Linked DNA regions of Homo sapiens: region 1 is linked to region 2. A link is a contact called in ENCODE Hi-C or POLR2A ChIA-PET data. All regions are on one chromosome and are shown on one strand. The core of a region is the stretch at or near the end of the contact, and the rest is flanking DNA. Distances in the headings are between cores, read along the strand shown. Region 1 has its middle 85 kb from the start of LINC00299. Region 2 has its middle 16 kb from the start of LINC00299.

What was found. Hi-C counts contacts between places; a loop is a spot of excess contacts on that map. ChIA-PET counts read pairs that join two places held with the same protein, here RNA polymerase II (POLR2A). Pooled maps may share reads with other maps.
Region 1: a map of natural killer cell shows a loop between it and region 2 (2.6-fold over the local background). The contact joins two enhancer-like sites. A Hi-C loop is called at or near these places in 2 of 168 maps with a recorded cell type or tissue (heart right ventricle and natural killer cell), 1 of 37 single-sample maps with no recorded cell type and 11 of 50 pooled maps. POLR2A ChIA-PET finds 5 or more read pairs at or near these places in 5 of 52 experiments (GM12878, OCI-LY7, activated CD4-positive, alpha-beta memory T cell and 1 more).

The regions. Positions count from the first base shown.
Region 1 is chr2:8,409,868-8,416,552 of GRCh38, reverse strand. No RefSeq gene overlaps it. Among named protein-coding and RNA genes, the nearest start is that of LINC00299, 85 kb to the right of the region's middle. Within about 2 kb of position 3,777, at least 10 of the 41 ENCODE cell types and tissues checked have a DNase peak (open chromatin) inside an H3K27ac peak, as active enhancers do.
Region 2 is chr2:8,341,842-8,347,797 of GRCh38, reverse strand. No RefSeq gene overlaps it. Among named protein-coding and RNA genes, the nearest start is that of LINC00299, 16 kb to the right of the region's middle. Within about 2 kb of position 1,382, at least 2 of the 41 ENCODE cell types and tissues checked have a DNase peak (open chromatin) inside an H3K27ac peak, as active enhancers do.

The DNA of each region.
Region 1 (6,685 bases), core at 2,528-5,027, 66 kb before region 2:
CAAAGTTCTATCAAGAGCTCAATGAGTTCCTGGTTCCTTGGAAGATGGTGGTCACTCCCAGAGGCACTGGCATGGTCTCCGCCTTCAAGAAGTGCACAGTCCAGTTGTGGAGAAACTAGAGATGAGCAGGGGAATGTGAAATGTAATGTGCAATGGCAGAGGCATGTACAGTGTGAGGCAAATGGCAGGCGTATTGATGCTATTATTAGATCAAGAGTACCATGGCCCAGAGACATTTCAGGAGGCATTGTTGAGCTGACTTTTGCAGACAGCCCAGGAGCTGGTGGTGAGAAAGGACTCTCTTAACCCAAGGAAATATAGCATGTGCAAAGTTCAAGAGGACTGACACAGTCTTCTGGGCTCAGGTATGAATTCTGCTCAGTCACTTGCCTTCAGAGATTTTCTATTTTGCTTGGATTTAGTACTCTAGACTTTGGGATCGGATTATTCTCGCAACGGCTAGACTTGCCTGACTAGCTGGATTCGTATCTCCTGTAGGACACAGAGCATGGTATGGGACACAAAGAAAGTGTTTGGTAGCAGAGCAACTGGAAACTTTTGGATTTTCACTTTCAAATATAAAAATCAGCACAGTCAATACCACCTTCTTATTGGGTACTTACCACCTTCTTATTGGGTACTAAATGAAGCACTGTAAAGTTAACGTTTATTAGACATAGGACCCTTTTCATTTCAAATGGAGTAAGATGACACTCATTTGGGAGAATTTAGGGAAACACCAGTCTGAATAGTAGAGGAATTGAATGAGCTACAGTAACAAAACTAAGATAGAAATGTCGCCTATTAGGAGTCCTTAGGGAGCTACAATTACGAATATTTAACGATGACTTATTTCCTGTAACAATTATTTGTGAGTGAGTGCTTTGGATGTGTTGAAACAATGTATTCTCTGATGCATTTTGATACTTCCCCCTCCACATACTGTTTATACACTTAAATTGCTGTGTGAAAGAAGAAAAGGATTGCTGGGTGTAAAGTTAAACTTCAGCCTAGTGTGAACGATTCCAAATCAGCCGATTCCAAGTTAATGAAATTTTACCTTAGTTCACACGAACAGGTTTAGTCTGCCAAAACGTGAACTATGCTTGGGGAAAGGGAAGTGGTGCAGGCAGTGTTTCGGGGTGAATAGACTTTGTGAGGACAGTCAACAGAAAGCAGAATTCCAGGAGCTTCCATTTTCTTTGTGGGTCACACACCCAGAACACACAGAATACACAGTTTTTAACACAATGTTAAAAATTGGTGGGCTTGTCTGGCACTGAGTGCTCAGCAACCTGCTCTTTGTGCATCGTCTCCATCTGAGATGAGCCAAGTCACAGCTTGTCTCCAGAGGATGAAGGACTTGCTCAAGACCAGTAGGTGTGCTGAGCCCAGAGGGCCAACTGTTCCCACCCAGTGCCGTGTGCCTGTGTGGCTGCCTCGCAGCTAGGCTGCGTCAACTTGCAACTTGGCCTCTGTGCTGGGAGGCAGCCACTCCTTCTTCCCTCTCTGAGGATTTTGACAATGTCTTCCTCATGACCCCTCATTATGTTCCAGCACCAGGAGCATCACTGCGAGGTGGCTGCACAGAAGTGGAGATCTGAGGTGGGCGGGAAGCCCCCTTTCTCCTTTAGGTTTGCATTTGAGGATGAGTCAAGAGGACTTAGGTCTATTTTTATTTTTTTGAGGCAGGGTCTCCCCCTGTCACCCAGGCTGGAGTGCAGTGATGTGATCATGGCTTAATGTAGCCTGGACCTCCTGGGCTCAATTGATCCTCCCACCTCAGCCTCCTGAGTAGCTGGGTAGCCAGGCAGGTGCATGCCACCATGCCTGGCTACTTTCGAATTTTTTGTAGAGATGGGCTTTCACCATGTCACCCAGGCTGGTCTTGAACTCCTGAGCTCAAGAGATCCACACACTCAGCTTTCCAAAGTGTTGGAATTACAGACATGAACCACCACGCCTGGCCATATTTATTAATTTTTAAAATGAAGGATCCAGGAGTAAAATTTTGGCCACTGAACAGAAGAACCTGCTGCAAGACAACACTCTTGATTTTTGTTGTTTGTCTGTTTGTTCGCACTATCTGCTGGGCTTTTTTTTTTTTTTTTTTAACTGTAGTTATCCTGACTTCAGATTTTTCCAGGTGATTTTTTTGGGGTGCAGACTTGAAGAAGGCTTGCCTCAAATCACCTGTCCCTGAAGTAGCCGGCAAGGGCAGTGCTGTGGGCTCAGCCAGTTCTGAAGTCTGAGGAACCTGGGCATTTCCAGTGCCCAGGTAATATATCTGTTTCTCACTTTTTCAAAATCACCTGATTGGAATATATATATATATATATTCATCATATATATAATGCAGAAACACTTAGACATGTGAAGCAAAGCTTCACTTTTATGGGCTTATTTTTAAAGGGTACATGCTGTTGTGTGCCAGATCATAGTTACCTTTGAATGATCGGGTTGTATCTACAAATAGCTTGCACACCTCTTGCTAAATGTTTTCCTGTTGGCAGAAGCCCGCCAGTGTGTTGAAAGACTTTCACAAGAGCTCTGGCCCATCTCTCTCACGGTCCTTCTGTATTTTATTGGCTGCTTTTGCTGATAAGAAATGCCTATGTGATTTGGACTGTAACTGCATCAGGAAAAAGTCAAAGTACTAAGTCCAGAGAGAGCCTCTTTATTTATTTTTTTAAAAGTATGTGTTTGCCTCTACAACCCAGATATTCTTTCTCCTCACCTCAGCAATTTGTTCACAGAGTACGTTACTCAGGGTGAGGTGGCCAGACTCACTTATTTGCCTGGGTAGCGCTGGTTTGCAACGAATTGTCCAGGTGTTGTAAGTAGTAACTTCTCCTTCTGCTCTCAAAAATGACCTTGTGTGGACAATACAGGATATGACCATCCTACTTAGAGTCCCCTTCCCCCACCCCTGACAGTTTCTGCACATTGCATTGACACCACATTTTTTGAAGAGGCACATTTACCTCTGGCTGGTCCTGTGTGTGAAAACAATTCTGTTCATTTCAAAGCTGTCCATGGTATAGTGGCCATGGTTTTTATCCTTGGCTTCTTTAGAAAAAACCCAAATGTACCTGGTTCCTCTTGACCAGTTTTCAACTGCAAACTGAGAGGGGGGAGGCATGCTTCCCTGAATTCTCATTCCCTTTGGTGCTGAGGCAAGGGGAGTACAAATGGTCTTTAAAGAAACAGTTTAGGCTGGATGCGGGGGCTCACACCTATAATTCCAGTATTTTGGGAGGCTGAGGCGGGTGGATCGCTTGAAGCCAGGAGTTCGAGACCAACCTGGGCAACATGGTGAAACTCTGTCTCTACTAATAATACAAAAATTAGCTGAGTGTGGTGGTGTGCCTGTAGTCCCAGCTACTTGGGAGGCTGAGGCATGAGAATTGCTTGAACCCGGGAGGCAGATTGCAGTGAGCTGAGATGGCACCACTGCACTGCACCCTGGGTGACAGAGAGAGACTGTGTCTCCAAAACAAAACAAAACAAAAAGAAAAGAAAAGAAAATTGAGAAGTTTGAAAACGCCTTGATGTTCGGGTGTGCTGGGGCAGCCTTCTCCAGCCTGCCTCTCAAGGGGCTCTGTGATGTGCTCTCCCTCCACAAGGAGCATTGGTGTGGTGCCATGCAGTTATTTGGGAGCCTGTTGTCCTATCCTGCCGTCTGTTGCAGTTTTACAATGTCATTTCCCCAGATTCCTTCAGGAATGTTTCCTCACAAAGGCCTGCTTTTGCAATGCCCCAGGGAGCGATTCTGTCTCATTTTCTTGCTCTTTTTCTTGCTTAGCACTTAATGAACTTTTCTTGGCTGTTTCAACTGTCAGCATTTAAAGTCTGCTGGTGAATGTTGGTTGGCTTTCTCTGTGCTAAACTGGACCATTCAGTGGCGATTATAGTTCTTCAACATCATGAGAAATTTGAGGGAAAGGCGAACCTTCCAAAAGTCTCTCAATGCAGCAGGAAGTGCGTCTGGCAGAAAAAGGAAGGGGAAAAAAAGCCCTCAAGGTCCATTCTCTTCTCATAAGACAGAATGGGGCATGTACTGGAAAGCCCTATGGAAATAAAGCCAAAAGGAAAAAGACAGATGCCACACTGATGTCTTCGCTTGTGTTGTTTGTATGACACAATTGGCATGTGGCCCATTCCTTCGCAGGTTAATAAATCATTAACAGAACGTGGTGTTAGACCGGGCAGTGCTCAGAGACTCCTAGACAAATATGACGTCATTCCTGACTTTAGGAAACTCTGAGATTAGTGGGAAGACCAGCAATAAGCTGATGCCGAGGGAATAACTTCCCAAGTGGGGAGACAGATCTGAAGCACCGTGAAGGCACCGAGGGCCACCATCTCCACCTGGGAAGGGCCTGGGAAGCAGACAATCCAGCAGGGAGCCAGCTAGCCTGGGTATGCAGCAGGCACAGGCCTGTCTTCAAGGGTGCCACGTTGAGGGAATTGGAAATATTAATAGTTCAGAATGGCCAGAGGAATGGTTCTTTCAGGGCACCAAGTGGCAGGTTCATTCATTCATCCATTCTAGTTATTCATGGAGAACCCATCATGCTTTACTAAATGTGAGGCCGACATTTATGGAGGCCTGGCTAGAAAAGCAGGAGAGACCGGGAGGGCCTCAGGTGCCGACCGCAGCACAGGCCTTATCTGGAAAGCCATGGAGGGCCAGGGTGGCTCTCACCAGGACATGGACATGATCAGACGTGTGTGTCGGCCATCGTGTGCGAGACATTCTGGGGACCCCAGCCTGGGGGCACTGGGGCTGGGCAGGTGAGAACGAGTCCCCAGATGGTATTGGGAAGGGGAAGGAGATTATCCAGCCAAGAGGTTCTAGTAAATCAGATCTATTTATTGGATGAAATGAGAGGGCGAGTCTTTGCTGGTGTCTGAGTTCTTTTTTGGGGAAGCATTGCGTGCTGATGTCATCCCCGAGATCAAGGAAGAAGGAGGCACAGTTGAGGAAAGACGATTAATTTGAGGAGTCTGAAAAGTTAGAGGTGTTCGTTGTAATTTTGGGGTGATGCCCATAAGGCTGTCAGACTTCTAGGGCAGGCCATGGGGAAGAGAAGAGAGCTGCAGATGCGGATGTGGGGGTATGGCGAAGTCGTGGGTGTGGTGGAGATCACGTAGGTACAAAATGATCATTAAATATAACAAAAGTTCCTGAGAGCTCGCTCTGGGCTAAATCCTGTACTAAGCACTACTCCATTGACTCTTCAGTGGGACCCTATGAGATTCTGGTTTTAATGGTCTCCATTTTACAGAGGATGAATTTGAGACAGAGCAGTTCAAGCAGCTGCCTGAGGTTGCACAGCCTGTTAAGAAGAGCGGTGGGTGGGACACAGTGTGGGCCATTTACAGGAGGACTGAGAGAGGGAGGTTGAGAAGCCTGTAATTGAACTGAAATCCATGGGGCAGTTGTGGTACGGGAGCCACTGGGTTGGGTCAGCCTCTGTTTTGCCCGGTGGTCTCCCAGAATTCCGGGTCTCCTTGCTGCTCCAGTTAACTGCTGCACTTTTCTGCAGGGCAAGGAGCCGTATCTCAAAGAGATACATCTCGTAAGAGAATGCAGGCCATGCTGCCTGCAGGCTGTGAGCCTCCCCCTTCAAACCTCCAGGAAAGGGAAGAAAGCTCTGCACCTGGCATTGTTAACTTCAGGCTTACAAGAGTTGAGCCAAAGCTAACCTCCCATCTTGGCAAGTTGAAGCCCTACTCACCTTGGAAGGCTCATTGTGAATGGCAACTTCTCCTGGAAGCTCTCCAGATCCTCCCCCAGACAGGGTCTCTCACTCACAGTACTTTGCACAGGGAAATATCTTATTACCATGCAATCTTTTCCACAGTTGTTTGTGTTTGTGTCTTGAAGTCCCGGAGGGCTGGAACTCTATCTATTAATATTTGTGTGTCTTGCATGTAGAAGGTGCTTAATAAATGGTTGCATTAGTAGGTGCTTAATAAGTGGATTCGAATGAAGGGAAAAAAGGTCCTGGAACCTTTTTTCCTCCTCTAATTTTCCCTGTTTTTGGGTGAATTTGCGGCTAAACTATCCTTGTAGTCTGTCCTTCTGATATTTCTTTGTTTCTCTGTAGTCCCATTGTTGATTATTTCTTCCCCATTCATGCATTTACAGGTCTGACCTATATTAGAACTAGCGGTCTCTGGTCTCTGAGTCCTCGAGGGCTGGGTTCCTAACCATCTGTAAGTGCCAAGGCCAGTGCCAGGTCTTTAGTCAAGGTTAATAGATGGCAGCCGGTGAGATAGAATTCCAGCCTCCTGGGAGCCCCTCTCTAACCCTCCTCTGTTCCATCTCCAGCCCACACCCCCTTCTCCCTGGGCCAATCAGCTGCACTATTTCATCCCATCCTAATGAGGGGAGCAGGTGGCCCAGCCATACTCTGGGTCCCTTCTGTGCTTCTCCTTAGTCTTCCCAGCCACTGCTGATCCAGACCCAGACTCACACATGATGTTACGATGATATGGGCTTCAGCTTTGATCAAAGCTGAAAACTGCAGCTGAGACCTGTGCTGGCTGATAAATTAGCAAAGACTGATTTCAGCCAGTTGGGCCAGAGTCTGCAAATAAGTGGTGCCAAGAGCTGTTGGCATAGTTCTAAGTCAGGCCCTTCTAAACTATTCCTTAAAGAACGTCACATCATGGA
Region 2 (5,956 bases), core at 133-2,632:
GCTTATTAAAGTCACGCTTTACTACACAAAGCAATTTTTGGTTATCACAAATGTGACTTATTTGTTTTGCATCACTATGAGGTCTATGCTGTTGGGTGATGTTCCCTAAAGAAGTCTTGCAGTTAGACTCACAGAGTGAAAGCGAACTGTGCATGGACACCTGAGAGATTCTTCTTGCAAATACAGAGTTATTTATCATCTACTAGTCAGCAGAGAGGGAAAACATAACAGATCACCCATAGAAATTTGGAGTAGAAAGCAGGTGCACCGAGTCCTCATCTCTGTTTTTTTCACTGTCTCAATGATTCACCCTGTCACTGGTCACTGTAGTCTATCCAGCTTCGTGCCTCAATTTCCTAATCTGCACGCGTCATATGATTGTTGGAGGGTTAAGTGAAGTAACACATGTAATGTTCTTAAAACAGAGCGTGGCATGCAGTAAGCACATCATGATTGTTAGGTATTATGGTTGTTATAATGCCATGAACAGTCCAGACTGAAATTGGATCCTAGTCCTCAAAGAGAATGCTCAGCTGAACAGATATCATGAAAAAGCAGGCCTTCCACAGCCACCACATGCCCCTGGGAGATAGGGTGCAGTGCGTAGGAATGTGGATAGCCAATTAGGAAGGACTTACAAAGTGGATATCATGCTTCTTGGAGCCTGAAGGCCATAAAATTTGCTTGAAGAAAAACCCATTAGGAGTGGCCAGGATAGTTGGAATCAGATGCCTTCCAACAATATATGGTGAGATGAGGTCCTGGCAGAAATTGCATGTATTTTGATCATTTTACAACTAAACCTCCCAGATTGTATGACTTGAACCTCATATGTCAATCTTATTACTAGACACACTGTCAGCTTAGTGTCACAATGCTCATGATGATGTGTTTTGACAGCAACATCTGTCACCCCTCCCATGGCCTCTGTTTATTTGGCTGGTGTAGCTGACGTTGTGGGGATCCCCTTTCCTTCAACTCTTTCTTGTCCATTTCTCCCAAACTCCATGGACTCTCTGAGGAATTGCTGCTTCAGATGGAGGAGGAAGGACCTCTGGCGCCAGCTGGTTTTGCAGCTATGACCTCTAATCACATGCTTAAAATCCATGTGTCAAAGAACATGGGGTTGCTTTACAAACATCAAAAAATATTTGAGTATCCGTCACACACAAGGCCCTTGGGAAGAGTAAATGTGCAGGATTTGTAACGAGACTCAGTTACAGTTGCAGTAAAGGTGAGAGTTGCAATAAAACCCAAAGCCAAAGCTCGTTTCTCTGAGAAGGTGCAGCAACCTCTCCTAACCACACTTTTACCAGCATTGTTAACAAGTCCATCTACGGGTATGTTCTGGTTTCATTTGTAGTAAGATGATGCATGAAGCTTTTCTCGTGCAACTAAGACCCATAATTGAAAACAAAATGTGTTAAGTGTTCTCATATTCTAAAGAGAGTGTTAGAAATTAATATTGGACACCTTCCATAGGCCCTATAAACAGCAGCCACCATCCTGCCACTGCCATCCCCAGGAAGTCGGGTGGCTGGCGTTCTTGGGTACATGGAGTCTGGCGGTGGGGGAGTCCCACAGTAGAGGTGGTGTCTTTCCTTGAAGTCAAGGGCAGGTCTCCAGGGGAATTATTAGGGCCCATGGAAGTGTCTGCAGCATGAGGAGCCTGGCAGCTTTCTCCCTCTGGACACTTGCTGAGCTCCAGAAGTCCCGGGGCCCGTCTTGGTGCTGCTGTCAAAGTGGAATCTGGGGGAGTCTTTAGGAGAGCTTCACACAGGTTCCCTGCAGTTGGAGGATGTGCTCGGCCATAGAGGCTGTTGTCTATTTTGGGTCCAGAGATTTCTGAAGGCAGGAGGCAAGCTGAGACCACAGTATTATATGCCTGGGAGAAAGATGCAGGTCACCCTCACCCCATTCCAGGTTTCTGAGTCCATTAGAAGGTGTAGAAGAGGTCTCAGGTTCTTGTGGCTCCATGTGGGAGAGGATGGAGGTTACTGGAGGCATGGGATCCTTGAGACTGTGGTTACAGGGTGCCCAGAGGAGGCATGGCTTTCCTTGCTTAGGAGGCCAAGGTGTAGCTGAACACCATATGCAGGAGACCACACAAACCAGCCACTGGGAGGGCACCTCTTTAGCCGAGGCACAGGCACCAGATGATTCCCTTGGAGATGATTCCCCTGATGGCCCCTCTCCCAGGGCCAGACCCATCTCCTCATCACCCTTCAGACCCAGGTAGCAGCTTCCTGCTGCTAGTTTCTGGGTCTTTAAGTCACCCTGTTGGTTCCCTTAACCTGTTCGCCCCTCTGGAAACAGTCTCTTCAATAAGCTCTTCCATAGCCCTTGGATGCGCCATCTTGGTCTGCCAGGACCCTGACAGATGTACTAGCCTCCTCACTCAGCCTTCCTCCCCCTGACCCAGCCTTCCAGACCTGGCCACGGGCCAGCGGCATTAGCACTACCTGAGTTTGTTGGCAATGCAAAGCCTCTGGCCTACCCTGCTCCGAGGGAGTCAGAATCTGTATTTTCAGAAGACCCCTGTGACCTGTGTGAAAATTTGAAAAGTGCCTGTGGGAAATGGGGAGGAGGGGTATGAAGGTGAAATCACCCCCCACCCTACATTCCATGGCCTGTTTCGATACTAGCCAGGCAGGCTCCCCAGACACCTGCTACCCACGTTCTTCTTTCCTGTCTCCCATGGGCAGAGGCGCTGCACATCTGATGTGGACTTACGCTGCCTGGGTTTGAATCTTACCTGTCTTGCTTGCTAGCTGTGCAGTTCTGGGAGAGTTCTTTAACCCTGTCTGTTTCCTTGTTTGTCCAGTGGGGATAATAATTGTGCTGGCCTAACAGGGTGGAGACGATTAAACAGCATGACACATAAGGGGCAAGGGAACTAGCCATGTGGCTGTGTGAGGGAAGAACAATCCCAGCAAGGAAGGCCAGTGAAGGAGCCCTGTGAGTGGAGGGCAGTGCCTGCCACAGTGTCACTCAATGGCTGCTGAGGAATATTGGTAGCAGTGGTGTCATTTTGGGTAGGAGGTAACATACAGGCTGGAAACTCCAATTTTCTATTTCTACTCTTAAATAGAAGACAATCACCTCAAATGATAATCACGGCAGCATTTGTATTTACTTTAGATTCAGCAAGGCCCTTTCAAAGACACAATACAGATACTTAGAGGATAAGAAGTAAAGCCATGGAGAGATCACTCCACCCTGCACTCAGTCAGATGGAGCACTTCCAGAGTCAAGTTTACTGTAAATGAATCCCTGCTTCCAAATGTAATTCTGCAGATGCACTTTGATTTCACAGCCATTGATCAATAATTCATTTGGCTTGTGACTGCCGATGACATGATTTAATATGTCCAGCTAAATTATGTTCCCACAGGAACACTCATGCATACCAAAGGAAAAAATTACAATTATCGTAGTGCTGGCGTCTAATTGAAGCAGGCCCGCATGCAGGACTAGACTTGTTATTTGAAGAAATAAAAAAAAAAAAAGTCATGTGATCAAATCAATAGGGGACCTAACTGCAGAGAACTCTTTATGAATCCAGGACTATGGAGGGGCGTTCTATTAATGTCACTCCCTAATCAGGAGCAGCTCGATTGGGCACTGATATGGTTAGGCTTTGTGTCCCCACCCAGATCTCATCTTGAATTTTAATGCCCATAATCCCCAAGTGTCAAGGGAGAGACCAGGTGGAGGTAATTGAATCATGGGGGTGCAATTTCTCCCATGCTGTTCTCGTGATAGTGAGTTCTCACGAGATCTGATGGTTTTATAAGGGGCCGTTCCCTGCTTCATCAGGCACTTCTCCTTCCTGCTGCCTTGTGAAGGTGCCTTGCTTTCCTTTCCGCCGTGACTGTAATTTTCCTGAGGCCTCCCCAGCCATGCAGAACATTGAGTCAATTAAACCTGTTTCCTTTATAAATTACCCAGTCTCAGGCAGTTCTTTATAGCAGTATGAAAATGAACTAATACAGGTACTGTTTATAAATACCTACTACCGAGATTAGGACTGGAAAGGCAAAGGTGACAGGCACCCAGGAGAATTACAATTGTCTGTAGTAATCCCAAATACTCACTCCAACTTCCCAAGAAGAACCGTCCTCGTTTTTGCCCTTGGTTATGATCTCTGTTTAGTTCCCTGCAATGTTCTCTTGGCCTCTCCTTGTCTAGAGGTTGTGAGAGATGTGGAGTGAAAGGGCAGAAGTAACCAGGCACAGGTTTGAGGACACCTTAATGGTGGGAATGTTACTTGATTCCAAGGCTTGGTTTCTATTAAAAAAGGGAATCTAGTATCCAGGGGATTTTGTATGAGGCTAGGTTAAACACTGGAAAGAGCCAGAATAACACAGCTCCTCTGTTTTCACTGTGGTTAAACACTTTGTGTCATGTCTGACAACTTTTTCCTTACATTGGGATTTCTCTTTCTCTGCTGCCACTGTCCTTGAAAGTAACAGCAACCCCAGTATAAAGTAGTAGTTAAAAGCATTGGACTTGGCATCAGACTGCCTGGTTCAAATTGTCATTCCATTGCTCACTGGCTGTATGATCTTGGGAAGTTACTTAACTTCTCTGTTTCAGTTTTCATATCTGTAAAACAGGCGTAATTATATCGTCTTGCCCCTATGGTTGTTATGAAGAGTAAATGAGTTTTAATGGAATTCTGTTCTTAGTGCAGTGCTTGGTATATATTATACTTATGATATAATAAATGTTAACAATATAACAATATACATTTATTATTGTTATTCTTTTTACCAGTGGTTTCCTAACTGGTCCCTCTACCTCCAGTCTTTCTATCCCAGTCCACCACTGTTCACATCACTGCCAAAGTGAAATTCGTTCAGCCACATGGTAATTGGACTCTACCAACCTCCAAACCCCATGTCCTGTGCATTCAGCTGTCAGAGGGAAGCAGAGGGCGGCAGGGTGAATTGCAGGGGCCTGGGTCAGCAGGGGTAGAGATCAGTCTTCTATTTGGTCTATGGACCAAAGAGTCACATGGTCCTAGTTAACTTCAAGGGAGACTCGAAGTGTAACCTCTCTATGGCACTAGGAAGAAAACAGATGAGGTTTGTGACAGGTTCTGATCTCTGTCCCAGGTCTTGAGGCAGGAAGAACTTGGACTGTTTGATGAACAAAAGGAAGGCCACTTTGCTTAGAGTTTAGCAAGCAAGCGGGTGAATGAAAACAAATGAGGACAAAGGTTAGGCTGGAACAGCTCCTGCAGGCCACATTAAGGAATTTTGACTTTATTCCAATATAAATTGGAAGTCTTTATAAAAAGTTTTATGCCGGGGATGATATGAACATATGTATGTCTTAAAGAGACCTGCTGGTGTGAAGAACTAATCAGGGAGTGGATTAGTTTCCCATTGCTGCTGTAATAAATTACCACCAGTTTGGTGGCTTAAAACAGCACATATTTCTTCTGTGACTGTCTGGAGGTCAGAAGTAGAAATCGAAGTGTTGGCAGAGCTGTGTTTCTCTTAGAGGCTTCAGGAGAGAGTCTGTCTCCTCGATTTTTCTGTTTCCTCGAGGCCTCCTGTGTTCCTTGGCTCATGGTCCCTTCCTCGGTCTTCAGAGGACAGCACTCCAGCCTCTCATTCTGTTGTCCCGTCATCCTCACTCCCTCTGACTGTAACCGACTGCCTCCCTCTTATATGAATCTGTGATTACATGAGGCACACCCAGATTATTCAGAAAAATCCCCCTACCTCAGCAGCCTTTATTTAATCACAGCTGTGAAGTCCCTTTTGCCAGGTAAGGTAACAAATTCAAAGAGGTTCCCGGGATCTGAAGGTGATACCATTCAGCTGGCCCAGGGACAATGATGGTGGCAAGATGACTGGTTAAAATATCGTCATCACTGTCCTAAACCATGAGGGGGTAAAGAGAAGGGCATGGCCTTGAAAGCAATTTAGGAGGCAGGATCCAC